Regions from separate parts of the Homo sapiens genome. Here region 2 is linked to region 1. Evidence: chromatin loops called from intact Hi-C (ENCODE). Cell type or tissue: gastrocnemius medialis. All regions are shown on one strand. Each heading gives the region's core, and the rest is flanking DNA. Links, peaks and the distances in the headings are about the cores only. Region 1 has its middle 16 kb from the start of LINC02989. Region 2 overlaps TEAD1 (TEA domain transcription factor 1).

Region 1 (8,145 bases), core at 1,654-5,653:
ACAAGCTCCATGCTGAGCTAGGCTCTTAACACAAGCCCAAGCAGTTACACAATCCAGCCTGCCAGGCAGGCAGAATGTGCAGGGAGCGGCAGGTGGGAGGAAGGGGAAGCTGCCACTTTACCATGCTCAGGACGCCTGGCCCTATCCAAACACCCACTGGGGGCTTAGTGCAAAGTTGCCTTAACTGTATTCACTGCAGCACGGGTCCCTCTGCAGATCTTAGTAAGCAAATGGGCAGTGGTATGTTGTGAGACTGTGGATTCAGAGAGGAAGGAATTTCAAAGGTCACTCTCTCCCGTCCTCTCCTGATGCTCCCCTCCCACCTTCCTAGCTAAAAGCTAACTCCTACTCCCCAATCCAAAGGAAACACAAGCATGCCCTCTCCCATAATCCTGTTCAATTTTTTTTTTTTTTTTTTGCATAACCCTATCTCTACTGTGTATGTATACATTTTAGTTTTTTCATGGCTTTTTTTTTGTGTGTATGTGTGTGTTGTTTATCTCTCCTGCTTGAATGTGAGCTTTCTAAAAGCAACAGCTTTGCCTGTCTTGTCAGTTTTACTTCTGGCATTCAAATCATTGCTAGACCTCAGTACATCCAGACATTGCTAGACCTCAGGCGCTGGCCTGTAAGGTCCTGAACGCCCTGCTTCCAGTATCCAAATATTCATTCATTCATTGAATGCACAGTTTTACCACTGTACCTGCTCAGGTCTCCTAAGCTTAGTGGTGGCCTCATCACACTGATTTTCACCTTGATAGGTTGATTCAATGAATGAATTAATGACTGTTGTGATTCTGCCAGGGGCAGAGAGCTCAGGACCTTATGGATCAGCCCAGCCTGGGTCTGATGGCTCTCACTCTTGGCCCCTCCTCATTTTTCCCTGCTGTCTCCCTGTGTGTACCCCCCTTCATTGTCCTCACTTGAAAGGCCACTCTGAACTAGCCTGCTCCTCTTGGAGCGCCCCAGAGATTCAAAAACAGCAGCTGCATGCTTTTCAAGATGAATGTCCCTGTTTCTTTTAGCTGTCTCTCGCGTGTCATTGTCATCCTACTCACCATCCTCGGGAGGGGTCTAGCGAGCCATTGTCCCTCAATAATTTGGGTTAAGTCTTTGAGATTCTTAGTAAGTCTTGGCAGTTTGCAGATTTTGAGACACTTCCCACTCAACACTTAGCTCATTTCTTCATGCTCAGATTTTTCATGTAGAAAAACAGTCAGTGGGTTTAATTGAGGATTGGTGCTTTTAACCAATTCTCTCTCTGTTTCTTTGCCCAAATTTTCTAGTGGACAACAGCCAAAAGTAGGGGCCCCTGGATCTTCAGGGTCAAATGGCCCTATTGTTTCCCCCCTACCAGAAGTATTTTATGGTCCCACCCTACAGAGAAGAGGGGACCAGCCCCCTGTCTCTCACTGAAGGGCAGTCTCACTTGGGAGGGGTGGAGTATGTGGGGCCTGGGACCCCTAGGGTACTTTTCCAGAGTCTGAGATGAAGGAGGTGTGCTGTTTGAAAATGGACACATGGGCTGGGTGCAGTGGCTCACACCTGTAATCCCAGGACTTTGGGAGGCTGAGGCAGGTGGATCATGAGGTCAGGAGTTCGAGAGAAGCCTGGCCAAGATGGTGAAACCCCGTCTCTACTAAAAATACAAAAATTAGCCGGGTACGGTGGCGGGCACCTGTAATCCCAGCTACTCGGGAGGCTGAGGCAGGAGAATCTCTTGAACCTGGGAGGCGGAGGTTGCAGTGAGCCGAGATTGCGCCACTGCACTCTAGCCTGGGTGACAGAGCAAAACTCTATCTCAAAAAAAAAAAAAAAAAAAAAAAAGAAGGAAAAAGAAAATGGACACATGATATTCTTATTATTCTCACCATTTAATCTACAAATTCAATTTTGTGGCCTCGTGGGGAGAGATATCTAAGTGTGCGGGTTTATGAAGGTTGAGACACTGGCTGGGACTTGGCACCTGTCAGGTCTCCTATGCTTAGAGTGGCCTCACCACACTGACATCCAACTTGCATGCTGATTCTGACTTCCCCCTCTTCCAGCTGGGCACAGTGCTCCTTTTGGCTCCAGGTGCAGAACCCAAGTGTACAACAGGAAGATCCCTGCTCCGCCTCCTGGGAGGGGTGTTCCTCCCAGGAGGAAACCATGTGGAGGGGTTTGATAAACTAGCAGGCGGCCAGCAGGGAAGGGTAGGTGTCGCATCTGGTATCCATCAGCCACTGCTCTGTCCCGGGTCCCAGGTAGCCTCCAATCTCTGAAGAGGGCCCTGAGCCCTGAACTGGCAGGTGTTTGTTTATCAGAGATTTCTGGATGATCTTGCAGGTGACAGGGAGGAGCAATGATTACGTACGTCCCCTGCTTGACAATCGTTCCATTCATTCATCTGCCCATTCCCTTGCCCAGCCGACACGTGCTCTGGGGCCCATGTAGCCAGGCCCTGCGCCGCGTTCCTCTCTCCTCTTTCCCTCTTCTTGCTGCTCCACCTCCCTTCACAAAGGAATTTATGTAGACTTTCAAATAAAACATTCAGCCATAAAAAACTAAATGCCCAAGAACACTCAATTATGCAAAAATGCTGCTTAATTTTCATGAAAAAATTTTAAATAAGAAAGTACCCAAATGAGAGTTTTGTAGAAACATCCACATCAATTTCTGGCTGAATAAAATACCCCGAGTCATTTCTTATTGAAAGTCTACGCACTTCAGTATCATTTGGAAAAATAATCACGGCTTACATATTTCATAGTGGAGAGTTGAGAGGGCAGGGATTCGGGTGACAACTTTATTAAAGAAAAGGACAAAGTGGGTTTCGTTATCCATGGAATCCTGCTTGGGCCGCTGGGATTCAGATAAGTGTCAGTGTCACTTAGAAAGGTGACTTAGGATTATATACTGTCACAAAACAAGTAACAAAATTTAAAAGGCTGGTTGTTTGGGGGCCTTATGAAGACACGTATCTGTTGTCTTAATGATGAGAGAAGCCCCATTCTATGGATGTGGCTGGGCAATTATGTGGGGTGCCTGCTCTGATGGCCACTTCTACCACCATCAAACCCCTGGCATCTAGAACTCTGAGCATCACCATCCACTACTGCCCATCCGGTTCACAAATGGCAGGGCCCACAACACAGAGGTAAAGTCAACATTTTATTTGGAGATGTTTACTGCTGCTACTAATTGAAACCCACCATCAGAGCATCAGACCTATAATGGACATTCTTGGGGACCATAGCCCACCCACTTATCAGCCCTCACCAGTTTTTGGATCCCAGTTTAGGTGCAAATCTCTTTGTGCCTCAGTCTCCTCACTTCTAACATGGGTAATTGCACAAGGATTAGCTCTGGGAATCTCATAGCAGCTGCTGTTGTGTAAACAATAAGAGGTTCAGAGTGTTCTGAGGAGTCTCCTGATGTTCCAGAAGGTCTGTGTCATTGAGTCTACGAAATATGAGGACCAAAGGGCCTCCGAAGATGGGAACACATTGTCCCCTGCCACGCTGGTGTGCACGCTGTGTACCCTGGCTCTGCGGCTCCCTCAGACATCTCACTCACCCCCAGCCAAGGTTGGTTGTTCTAAACCCCCCACCTTCAGAACATTTATAGCTTTAATTGTGACATGAGGGCCACAGTGCCTCCCCACTCTGGCCTATTTCTGTCAGATCCAAGTTAAGAGGGGGTGACCTGACACTCGTGGCGTGTGCAGCCTGAAGGGAGCAGCTGGAGCCTCTGGCAGCTGTCTGAGCACATGGGCGTTGGCTCCGGGCAGTGCGGGCTCGAATCCCAGCTCCGCCATGAATGGCCATGTGCTCTTGGGGCTGACTTCTCTAATCTTGCTGAGGCTCAATTCTCCATCTCTAAATCAGGGGTTAAAAGCACCTACCACACACACAGTGTTGCTGTTCAAAGTGAAATATGTGCAATGGGCATAGTGTGCTGCTTGGCACAAAATAGGTGCTTGGTTAATGGGAGTGGCCTTCCTCCCCACCAGCTTCCTTCGTGGTGCAGCAGACACTCGGCAGGTGTGAGCTGCCCAGGCCAGTCTGGGAGAAGTGGTTTCTCCTGCAGTCCTGGGCTCCACAGTGGGGCCAGTTCTCAGACTTGCCTTGCTTGGCCATTGGCAGGACTTCCAGAACCTTCTACTGTTTCTGGCAGTGGATGGAACAGGGGCTCCTCAGGATGGAACAGGGGCTCCTCAGAACTCGCCTTCCACCCAGTCCCTGTACCAATGCTGATCCCTGCCTTGAAGTGACTGCTCTGGGGTCCCAGGCTCTCCCCAGCCTCTCTTTCCACGTCTGTATGTACCAGCGCTGGGGGGGGCCCAGACTCTGATGAACAACTGTAGGAATCTCAGCTCTTAACTCTAGCCAGACACATGATCATCTAGTTGTAAGGCCCTTTGGTCATTTGCTTATAAGGACCATTTTGGAGAATATATGACATTTCCAAGAACACAGGGAATGTTTCTGCCCACCCCTCCCCAAGCACCCCCGACCCTACCTCTTTCTCTCCCTCTCTCTTGCATCTTGGCCCACATAATCCCTAACTCCAGGTGCTTGACCACTGGGCTCATATCTTGTTGTTCTTGCTTGCCTTGTTTGGTTTCATTTTTCCTGCAGGTTTTTGGGTAAATCATCTTTGATCCTTTTGAAAGTAAACAATGAGTAAATAAATCTGAGTGGAAGCTCTCTCAAACATTAACTCCTGTTGCGCAGTTAACTAGTTTCTGTGTTGACCTCAGAATTGAGCTTTTCTAACAATCTGTTTATTGAAGAGTTTCTGGAGCTTACAAGTTAAAAAAATGCTTGTTACCATGTGCGGTTACTAATGTATGTTCATCAGAACTCCTTCAATACTGTGTAAGCAGTCAATACAAAACACAGAGATAAATCAGGTGCAGAGGGCGGACTACAGCTGAGTAGCAGAATCCCTGATTTCATTTTGTTGTTGGTCAAGGAAACTTCTTGTTCACATAGAGTTTATGTCATAGACCAACTTATTGTGAAAGTAAGCAAATGCTATATTTACTTACAAAATTTAGTACCATATAACTTTTATGAAGTATGTTTATGCAAATTCTTTTTTTTTTTTTTTTTTAGAAACAGTCTTGCTCTGTTGCCAGGCTGGAGTACAGTGGCACGATCTTGGCTCACTGCAATCTCCACCTCCCAGGTTCAAGCGATTCTCCTGCCTCAGACTCCTGAATAGCTGGGACTACAGGCATGTGCCACCACATCCGGCTAATTTTTTGTATTTTTTTAGTAGAGATGTGGTTTCACCATGTTGGCCAGGATGGTCTCAATCTCCTGACCTCATGATCCACCCGCCTTGGCCTCCCAAAGTGCTGGGATTGCAGGCATGAGCCACTGTGCCCGGCCTGCAAATTCTTTTAAAGTACACTTTTATAGTTGTATAATGCCAGTGTAGACTAACCTCTGTAACAACCAACCTTCAAATGTCAATGTCTTAATATCTTACTTTCGTATCAAAATACAAAGTGAGTCAGCAGGGAGACTGTTCCAGTGTCATTCAGGGACCCTGACTTCTTCCATCCTGTGGTTCTACCTTACCCTGGGTACTCTTCACTCAACTTATGGATGGGCAAAGGGAAGCGTTCATCTGAGGTGGTCGTGTGAGTCTGTGTGAGCCTGCAAGCACTGCCCATCTCTTACACCCACACCCCATTGGCCAGAACTCTGTTCTCTGATAAACAGTGGCATCGTTGTTGTGCTTGACCACAAGAAAAGGAATTGTGTGTCCAGGAAAGAGAGAAGATGCATGTAGCTGAGGAGTGGCAGTTTCGGCTGTAAATATATAACCTCACCCAAGGGGGTGCTTCACCTAAAAACTTGCAGTAGGCAGAATGATGGTGTCCCCAGTGACGTCCACGTCCTCATCCCAGAATCTGTGACTATGTCACCTTACATGCACAAGGACCTTGCAGATGGGATTAAGCTGAGAATCCTGAGATGGGGATGTTTTCCTGGATAATCTGGGCAGGCCCAGTATCATCACAAAGGTCCTTAGAAGTGGAAGAGGGAGGCAGGAGAGTCAGAGAGAGGTTTGAAGATGCCGTACTGAAGGCTTTGAAGGTGGAGGAAAGGGCAAGGAACCCAGGCAGCCTCTGGAAGCAGGAAAAGGTGAAGGAATGAATCCCTGGAGGACGCAGCCCTGCCAACACCTCAATTTCAGCACAGTGAGACCCATTTTGGACCTCTGATCTTTAAGACTATGAGATAATAAATCTGCATTGTTGTAAGCCTCCAAGTTTGTGGCAATTTGTTACAGCAGCCATAGGAAATGGATACGGAGCTCTCTCAATGTTGTATCCCTACCATGTGCCTGACCCATTGGAGGTTCACCCAGTAGGCACATTTTTTTCATGTGGGCTTCAATGGGGGAGCAAAGGGCACCTGTGAAGCAGGAACTGAAATGATGGAGGAAGGGGGGACCGTGTCCTAAAGGTTAGGAGAGTGTTTTCACGAAGCCCAGGTAAGAGAGGGTGACTGAAATTGCAAAAAGGAGACGCCACGGAAGGCGATGTCCTGGAAGCCACAGAGTAAGAAGCACACCTGTTCCTTTCCCTCCCGCCTCTTTGGGCCAGCATGTGGGGAATGAAGTGGTTTCTGATGATGACGAGGTGGCATCAGGGGAGCCATGCTTCTCTTCTGGTGAGGGAGGAGTGTGGGAGCAGAAGGATCACAGAGGAGACGGGGAGAAAACAGGAGAGTGGTTAGGGGCTCAGACTCAGGAGTTAAACTGCTAGGGTCTGAAGCATCCTCACTCCCCTTCCTGTTACCTAGCAATGTAAACATAGGTATTCTATCTTCTGGCTGTGTAACAAGCCACCCCAAAACCCAGTAGAGTAAACATCCATTTAGTTATGCTTATTCTGTGGGTCGGACAGGGCACAGTGGGGACAGGATTTCTCTGATCTATGACATCTGGGCCTCAAGGGGGAAGGTTCAATGTCTGGGGGATGACTCAACCGCTGGGGACTAGAATCACCTGGATTTCCACCTAGACTGGAACACCTGCATGTGAGCTCTCTGTGTGTGCTAGGATTTCTCATAGCATGGCAACTTTGGGTCACCCGACTTCTTTCTTGGAAGTCCGGGCTTCAAAGGTAAGTGCCAGGCTGGGCTTGGTGGCTCATGGCTGTAATCCCAGCAATCTGTGAGGCTGGGGAGGGAGGATTGCTTGAGGTCGGGAGTTTGAGACCAGCCTGGACAACATAGCAAAGACCCTGTGTCCATTAAAAAAAAAAGAAAGAAAAAAAAGCGAGTGCCCCAGCTCATAAGGTGGAACTTGTAGCATCTCTTATGACTAAGCCTCAGAAGTCACGGTAGGTCACTTCTGCTTCATTGTATCGGTTTACAGTCAAAGCCCACCCGGATTCAAGAAGGGCATCAGACTCTGTCTCTTAATAGGGCCCTGGCAAGGTCCAAGCAGAGCATGTCAGTTGGCAGATATCGTTGCAGCTGCCTTTGGAGAATACAGTCTGCCACATTTGGCAATTTCTTTACCTCCTCTGAGATTTGGTTTCTTCATCAGGAAGATGGTGGTGACACTGTGATATTCTCATCTGGATTAAGCATGGAAAGCCTTTGGCAGTGCCTGGTATGTGATAATGTCATAAGTGTCCTGAGACAGCAGAGCTCATGTGCATTCTTTCTCGTGGCTGCATCCACAGTGCCTCCTACAGTGCCTGGCATGTGAATGAACTTGAAAGGGCTGTGTCAGATTGTCAGTGTATCCAGTAGTTATTGCTGTGTAACAAACCACCCCAAAACTTTGTGGCTTAAGACAACAGCCATTTTATTTGCTGTGGGTTTTGTGATTTCAGCTGGGCTCAGCTCTCCTGGGATCGTTCATGCTGTTGCAGTTCCTGGCAGTGTGGCTAAGGCTAGGTCTTCCGAGGTGGCTTTACTCATGCATCTAGCAGTTAGTGCTGGCTGTCAGCTGGAACACCTTGGTTGGCGTCCACATGGCCTGTTCAGCAGGCTAACTCAGGCCTATTCGCATCCTGGCCTCAGGGCTCCCATTGTAGCCAGGAGAGCAAGCCCTGATAAGTGGGTGCTTCATAAGCCTCTATCTGTGTCTCATTTGCTCATTTCCTATTGTCCACAGCAAGTCACATGG
Region 2 (8,145 bases), core at 2,050-6,049, 780 kb after region 1:
TGAAATAACTCCATGTATGGAATATTTCATTGTTGATGTCTTGCCAGCCATAATTGCATGCATCTCATTTATGGCGCTGAAAACTTGTTCTTTTTAAAAATCAGATGTTTCTGTGGTCACTTTTTTGTTATTAAAACTGGAGCCGGGTTAAATAACCAACCATTGACCACGAAGCCTAATATTAAAGGAATAATCAGCCCATGTTCCTATTAGATCATTTCCGTTTTCTTTTACTTTATAAATTACCTTGTTGCTTAAAAATGACATTTTGTTGGTTGTGAAGTCCTCTTATAGCTAAATTATTCAAGTTATTTTCTTTGGAGATTCTTTTAACTTGAATTTATATAAACTGTAAAGAATGTACATTAAATATTCAGAAACTTTTCTTTATGCCAGTTTCTTATTTTCACCCATCATGACTTAAAGCTTTTTTTTGTTTTAGCATTTTAATGTTTAAATAAATGTAAATAATTTAGTTACAAGGTCTTTATGGTAGTGCCGCCATTGTTTTTAAGAAGACAAATTTTAATCCAAGGTTAAAAACTTCACATTTGCTTATCTCTTTTTCCTCTTAAGAACTAAGAGTCCAGAGATTAGAGTAAAATCACCTTTTCCTCATAGTTTTTTCTTTCAACGTGTTAGAAATTCCTGTTTGAAAAGGAAAGCCAGTTCCTCCCCCTTTTTATGTTTGAGGGGATGATGGTAAAATCACATTATTCAGTCAGTTTCCACATGTGATTTGTTGCCTATATTTTTTAATCCAGGGATTAAATTGTTGCCACCACCAGCATCAAATCATTGGGGGGCAGGGGTGGGGAAGGTGCGAGACAGTTGGTTATAGACATCCAAATATGACGACAGAAAAATCTCCACAGCAATATGGCAGTGGAGCATTTGCTGACTTCAGAGTGCCAGATCAACCCCAATATTTTTTTCAGGGATGCTAAACCTCTTGTAACTGCTAAATTGGATTTGTTACTGAATGAAGTATCAGCTGCTGTTGGACAAGACCATAAAAGCCAGCCGGCTGGCCCTTTGTAGGCAGGGCTTACCCAACGATTGATATGTTTTAGCACTTTTGGGATTATTGTGATTAAGAGGAAACCATTCTGAATGAGTGAGCAAAGGGGGTAAGGACACACAGCCCACAGCTGGTGAGCAGCATGTGTTGGCTCCAAGGAAGTCACCATTATGGCTTTCTCCTGGTTCCTGCCCTGATTGACGTGTATGAAATCTTTTTTTTTTTTTTTTTTTTTTTTGGAGACAGGGTCTCGCCTGTCGCCCAGGCTAAAGTGCAGTGGCGCAATCTTGGCTCACTGCAACCTCTGCCTCCTGGATTCAAGCAATTCTCTGCCTCAGCCTCCTGAGTAGCTGGGACTACAGGCACCCACTACCATGCCCGGCTAATTTTTGTATTTTTAGTAGACACGGGGTTTCACCATCTTGGCCAGGCTGTTGTTGAACTCCTGACCTCAAGTGATCCACCCTCGGCCTCTGAAATTGCTGGGATTACAGGCATGAGCCACTGTGCCGGGCCTAGAATTTTTATATGAGGAAGTGGTGTCCTTATTTTCTCCAGTTGCAGCTCTCTCTGCAGGGAAAGAGACATTTGGAATGTTGTGGACTTGAGAACTCTGAATGCTTTCAAAGCACTATCGTGTGTGTGTGCGCACACGCACACACAGTAGCTAGAAGTGTTAGTCTAGCACAGGAGTTAATTGAGTTAATGTGTAGGGAATTCAGTAATAACAACAGAGCGTCCTCTTTCATTTCCCAGATCCAAAGCTCTGTGACATGCATTAACAATATACCTCCATGTAGTTTGTGTCTCAGTCTGTGTACACGTGTGTGATGGCTAAATGGGAACTGCACAGCCAGTGGATTTGTGAACTTGAGCACTTGCACCTGGCTAAGGGTTTATTAAGTGTGGAAACCGTACTGTTGTTGTAAAACAGTTTTCATCTCAAGAACCACCTGCCCCTTTTAGCGGTGGCCTTTTGCACGTGTCTTGCACTAGCCAAGACAAGTCTATCCAAGAGGGAGCTTGTGGAGTAGGTTGGTGTTTGAATCTTTCCCAGTACTCCCAAATGCACATAGAATTGGTCGCCTCTCTGGGTGTCCCAGGGGGCTGTGCCCCGCTCATGTTCAGAGTTTGCTCAGCATACCACACAGGAAAGAGGCCGGCTTGCCAGGTCCTGCGGAGCGCCTTTCCAAGCCTGTGAAAGGCACGAATCATCCAGCAGCCGAGCATGCTTACAGCTGGCCCTTTGCTAGCTTTGATCTGCGAATCAGGCCACACCATGAATGCACTTATTGTCATGTTATGTGTACACAGTGTGTGAATTATTGAAAATAGGGAGGCCTGAGCCTCATCTGGTAGAGATTACAGTGCAGGCATGCTGGGCGAAGGTCTGTAATTGAAAATCCCCAGATGCTGTTTATTTGGCCTTTGTCACATGACCTGCTGCAGGAAGATTGTCTGAACAAAATGTTGCCTGCATGGAGAGTGGAGCCCGCCCTCCCCCACCCCCCAGAGCCTCCACAGGCTCAGTCTGTGCACAGCTTAAACACCTGCCCAAAGGATTTTTAAAGGCTTAAAATAGATTCACTCATAGCATTTAAATAGAGGGCATCTTGCTTGTTGGTTTAAACTGCTTAAGCGGTTGTTGACTTGTGGAACCTTCTATCCACACAAGGGTTTGCTGGATAATTTCACTCTGAGATATCTTTACAAAGCAACATTCAGGGCCCGAGCCACATAAGTAGTTTGGGCTCTGCCTTTTTTTTTTTAGAAGTCAAACTTCTGTGTGGTGAATGAGCTTGCAGATAAAGCTGTGTTGACTGTATATATTCCTTCTGTCTGTAGAAAATATTGTGGGTACTGAGAATAAGGCCCTGAGTTAGCATGTCTGACTTCCGTTTGTCCAGTTCATTCTTACCTATTCTGCCTATAAACAAGTTGAGGTGTTTCTTAGAAAATTTGTTTTTCTCAATTAAATGCTGAATGTTATGCTCTCTGTCAGTGGTGGATTGAAGTAGGATACTAAATCTGAAATTGATGAAGATCACAAGAATTAAAAACAGGGAAGATTGAGCTAATTTTGAAGTAAGAAGGGCTTTAAGCTTTCCAGGTTCATTCTGTTAGGGAACAAAACAGCCACATGTCCTCTTTCATTGCCAGTCTGTCTCAGCTGTGCTTGTGGCTTCCTCTTTGATTTCTTGGAGCTTAAGAAGAGGAAAGATTCATGGGTATTTCTGCATTCCATAAGCATCCAACACGACTGTGAGCTCCTTGAAGGCAGGAGCCCTGTTGCATTCTTCTTTGCATCCCCAGTGCCTGCCAACACAGTGCTTTCTCTGTCTTCCTGCGGCTTCCCCCTCCCTTTCTGCCTGCCCATTCAAAGAAGACAGTCACTGCGTCCCATGAGCCATGATGTCATATATTCAGATATTTTTTCTTTCAGGGAGAGACTCAAGTCAACAGTAGCAATATCATTAAGTAGCACATTCTTCATGCAGGGCCAGAGGTTGGGAGGATGGAGTAGTTGGGAGTAGGATGTGGGTCCTGCCTTCACAAAGCTCACAATCTGCCAAGGAAAAAGCAAAAACAGGCAGAATGTGGTGTAGCAAGCTTGTGCTAGCAGTGTGCACAAAGTATGGTGAGCAGGAGGGGCAGACCCAGCCCACTGCTGGGGAGTGAGTGGAGGAAGTGCCAGCTGCAGAGGCCTGGCAGCTCAGGAATCATTCATTGTTCAGTAGATTTGGTGGGGTGGGGGTGGGGGTGGTGGCCATTTCACACAAAGGAAATAGCACCCAACATGACAGGAATAAGGATTTTTAGAGACAGAAGTGTGTGTAGAGAGTGGCAGGAGAAAAGACAAAAACTGATTTGCCCATGTAACGTTTTAATTTTTTACGGATAGAATGTGTTCATGTGTTACCTAGATCATTAGAAATTTATTTTATTTTATTTTAGTTTTTAGAGACGGGTCTTGCTCTGTTGGCCAGGTTGTTCTTGAACTCCTGGCCTCAAGCAGTCCTCCTGTCTTGGCCTCCCAAGGTGCTAGGATTATAGGCGTCAGCCACTGTGCCCAGCCTAGAAATTTAAAAGGAGAAGAAAAACCAAGCAGCTGTCCTGAATCTAAGCTCAACTGAGGAAGGTGATTTTCTTGGTTTGCTTGGTCATCATCTCCAGTGGGAACCCTATATCATAGGCCACTGCTTTCTCTGTCGTGACTAGCTGGTATGGGGTTACCTCTGGCTGCTTCTAGTTTTGAGATAGGTCTGATGTGGCTAGGGCAGTGGGGTCAGTGAGCCAGAGCATGGCAACCCTAGGAGGAAACATCTCTGGGCACCTGTCTCAGGCCCTTCCTGAGTACATCTATCCATCTAATCGTTCCGTCTTTGATTACCATTGTTTGGCTTCTAGCCTCATTTCTCTTCCTAGACCATAAACTCCTTGAGGGCAGAGAGTGTGTATTATTCCAGCGTGTTTCTCTTCTAGAGCCTAGCCTAATTCCTTTTGTACAGAAAATATTCTATAAATTTTATTGAATGGGAGAGGAAAGTGCCTTGGGGCCAGATTATGTAGGCCTTGGATGCTTAGAGAGTTGAGGCTTTATTCTTCTGTATTGTGGATGAGAAATTAGAGAACTTTAAAGTGATGTGTGTACAATTCAGTCCATTTCATGGCTGGATTCTGCCGCCATCTAAGATTTTGTTCTCATTAAACACTTAACAGTTGGTCTAATGTTAAGGATTAAGGAACTTGGAAGACAAAGCTGGGTTCAAATCCCGACTCCACTGCTTAATTAGTTTGGGAACTTGGGCAAGTTTCTTAACTTCTTTGAACTGCAGTTTCAGCATGTATAAAATGCTGAGCTAGGTAGAATTAGGTGAATGTGAAGGTTAAATTTGTGGTGTATAAGCACAGTGCTTTGGCCAGGTGCAGTGGCTTATGCCTGTAATCCCAGTACTTTGTGAGGCTGAAGCAGGAGGATTGCTTGAGGCCAGTAGTTCAAAACCAGCATGGGCAACACAGTGAGACCCCATCTCTACAAAAAATTAAAAAAAAAAATAGCTGCGTATAGTGGCACACGTCTGTAGTCCTAGCTACTCAGGAGACTGAGGTGGGAGGATTGCTTGAAACCAGGAGGTCTAGGTGGCACTGAGTCATGATCACACCACTGTACTCCAGCCTGGGCAACAGAGTGAGACGCTGCCTCACCAAAAAAATAAAATAAAAAAAAGCACAGTGCTTTGCATAGTGCTGGTGCATAGTAGATACACAGTGCATGTCATTGCCCAACTTTCTTGCTTTTTTTTTCTTTCTTTTTATTTTGAGATGGAATCTCGCTCTGTTGCCCAGGCTGGAGTGCAGTGGCACTGTCTGGGCTCACTGCAACCTCCGCCTCTCGGATTCAAGCGATTCTCCTGCCTCAGCCTCCCGAGTAGCTGGGATTAGAAGCACATGCCACCGTGTCCAGCTAATTTTTTTGTATTTTTAGTAGAGATGGGATTTTGCCATGTTGGCCAGGCTGGTCTCAAACTCCTGACCTCAAGTGATCCACCTGGACCTCCCAAAAGTGCTGGGATTACAGGCTTGAGCCACCGTTCCCTGCAAAAGCCCAACTTTCTATAGCCTCCCACCATCTCTAAACTCCGCAATAGTGTTTCATTTAGCTTATTCCCTGAATTTCAATTTCTTCAGTTTGAGTTCATTTTAAAAATGTTATTCCTTCTCATCATGCTTTTCATATTTTTATTAGATTACTGAGTGCCTAGACATTTAGATACTCCTTCAGCATGTTTTCTAAGCAGCAAGTCATCCCTGAGCATGCCATTTTGACTTAATGCTTGCATAACTTACCTTTGTGTAGCTATTGTTGTAGTAGCTTCAGAAGTTGATAGAATTCTTCTGGTGATAGTTGTTTTTACAACAAGAACTAAATACTGGACGTCCAGTGAGGGACATGCTGTTTAATGCAACACCTCCAGCCTATTCATAGACTTAATTATACAGTCTGTCACAAATTTTAAGAATTTTGGCTATACTTACCTTCTGGCAAAAACCTCATTCCTGCTATTTATTCAGTGGAGAATCTATTTCAAATTAAAAGATTTGTGCCCTCTTAATGTTAAGATAGTGCCCTCTTAATGTTAAGATATCACAATAAGTGCTCTGTTTACTTGGAAACAATTTTTAGGACCATGTCATTTTGAAAATTGAAGAAGATACAAAGATTGGAAAAGATGTTCAATTTCAACAACATTAGCAATAGAAGCATCATGGGTTTATACCAGATGCCATGTAGTACGGTGTCCTGAACAGAAAACCTTTTTCAACCCTTTTAGGACCCTATATATCAGTTCAAGCAACGAAGACATATAAACCTGGTGCAGTGACATTACATTACAGTTAAAGAACTGGGCCAGGTGTGGTGACACATGCCTATAATCCCAGCACTTTCGGAGGCCGAGGCGTGTGTATCACCTGAGGTCAGGAGTTCGAGCCCAGCATGACCAGCGTGGGGAAACTCTGTCTCTACTAAATAACAAACAATTAGCCTGGCGTGGTGGCTCATGCCTGTAATCCCAGCTACTCAGGAGGCTGAGGCAGGAGAACAGCTTGAACCCGGGAGGCGGAGGCTGCAGTGAGCCAAGGTCGTGCCATTGCTCTCCAGCCTGGGCAACAGGAGTGAAACTCCATCTCAAAAAGAGTTGAAGGACCATTTTAGAGCCCCAGAAGGTGCCAGAGCCTTCCCATTTTCTGTTACTAATGCATACAGCAGCCCTCTAGAGTAGGAACTGTTATTTCCATTTTACAGGTAAGGAAATAGAGGTCTAGAGAAGTTGAGCAAGTTTCCCAAGTTCACACAGCTCATAAGTCCAGTTTCCTCAGAAGAATCTAGGCAGTCATACCTTTGAGTCAAAAAACCAGAAATCGGCAGCATTGCATCATTAAAGATTCTTCATTATAAACTAGCGGTGTTTAGCACTTCAAATGTGTGGATTTCACACTTCTCTAAGGCCAAATAATTAATAAATAGAGTGCTTTTAGCAAACCTTTTCATTAATAAGACTTTCTTGGGTTAATGTTAAGATTAGCTTTTTTTGGACCAGGTCTCTATGGCTGTGGCTTGGGGAAGTGGCAGGGACATGGGTATAGGGCATGAAGAAGCAATGAGCATGCATTGGTCATAAGAGACGAGAACAAAGGTCTGAAAAATTGTGCCACTTCTCACTGAAATAGTTGCAACTTTAAAAGGATTTACAGATTTCAGGTGATATTGGCAGTGCTGTCTAATTTTCATAATCTTTTTCTAGATCTTTTCTTCGGATTTTCTTTATACAAAAGAGGTGAGCTCCTTCATTCATTTATTAAAACCATTTATTGAGCGAGACACGGAAAGAAAAAAACTATTTCATGATCTCACTTATACGTGGAATCTTAAAAAAAAGTCATACATATACAGAGTAGAGAAAAAACAACAACAGAGGATACTAAGAACCAGAGGAGGAGAGAGGAAACGGATATGTAGGTCAAAAGATACAAAGTAGCAGATATGCGTCTAGAGGTCTAATGTACAACATAAGGACTATAGTTAGAATTATGCTAGACACTTTTAGGAGGATTTTAACTATTGTCGTCACACACAAAAAATTACTATGCGATGATAGCTATGTTAATCTGTTTCACTATGGTAGCCATTTTATTATCTATATGTATCTCAATATCACTTTGTAAACTTCAAATATATGCAGTAAAATTTATTTTTTAAAAAAATGGCTGGGCGCAGTGGCTCACACCTGTAATCCCAGCACTTTGGGAGGCTGAGGTGGACAGATCACCTGAGGTCAGGAGTTCGAGACCAGCCTGGCCAACATTGTGAAACCCCCTTGTGTCTCTACTAAAAATACAAAAAGTTAGCCAGACATGGTGGCGGGCAACTGTAATCCCAGCTACTTGGGAAGTTGAGGCAGGAGAATCACTTGAACCCAGGAGGCAGAGGTGAGCTGAGATCATTCCACTGCACTCCAGACTGGGCAACAGAGCAAGACTCCATCTCCAAAAAAAGGAAAAAAAAAAAACTATTTATTGAGCACGTACTTAATAGCTACCAGATCTGGGGTCACAGAGAACCA

What was found. Peaks named below come from ENCODE experiments on the same cell type or tissue, not always from the same donor. Only the 100,000 strongest peaks of a DNase experiment are listed, where the experiment ranks them.
Region 2: a loop joins it to region 1, with 6 times the contacts of the local background. A loop is called at or near these places in 1 of 110 quality-filtered maps.

What each region holds. Positions count from the first base shown.
Region 1 is chr11:12,067,089-12,075,233 of GRCh38, forward strand. No RefSeq gene overlaps it. Among named protein-coding and RNA genes, the nearest start is that of LINC02989, 16 kb to the right of the region's middle. RefSeq lists an enhancer at 1-47. In gastrocnemius medialis, for the core only: no CTCF peak of the experiment used is centred there; a DNase peak (open chromatin) is centred at 3,593; H3K27ac peaks cover 2,339 bases.
Region 2 is chr11:12,843,725-12,851,869 of GRCh38, forward strand. The region is part of intron 3 of TEAD1 (TEA domain transcription factor 1); the gene reads left to right. Among named protein-coding and RNA genes, the nearest start is that of TEAD1-AS1, 75 kb to the right of the region's middle. RefSeq lists an enhancer at 61-3,275. In gastrocnemius medialis, for the core only: no CTCF peak of the experiment used is centred there; no DNase peak of the experiment used is centred there; H3K4me3 peaks cover 414 bases; H3K27ac peaks cover 4,000 bases.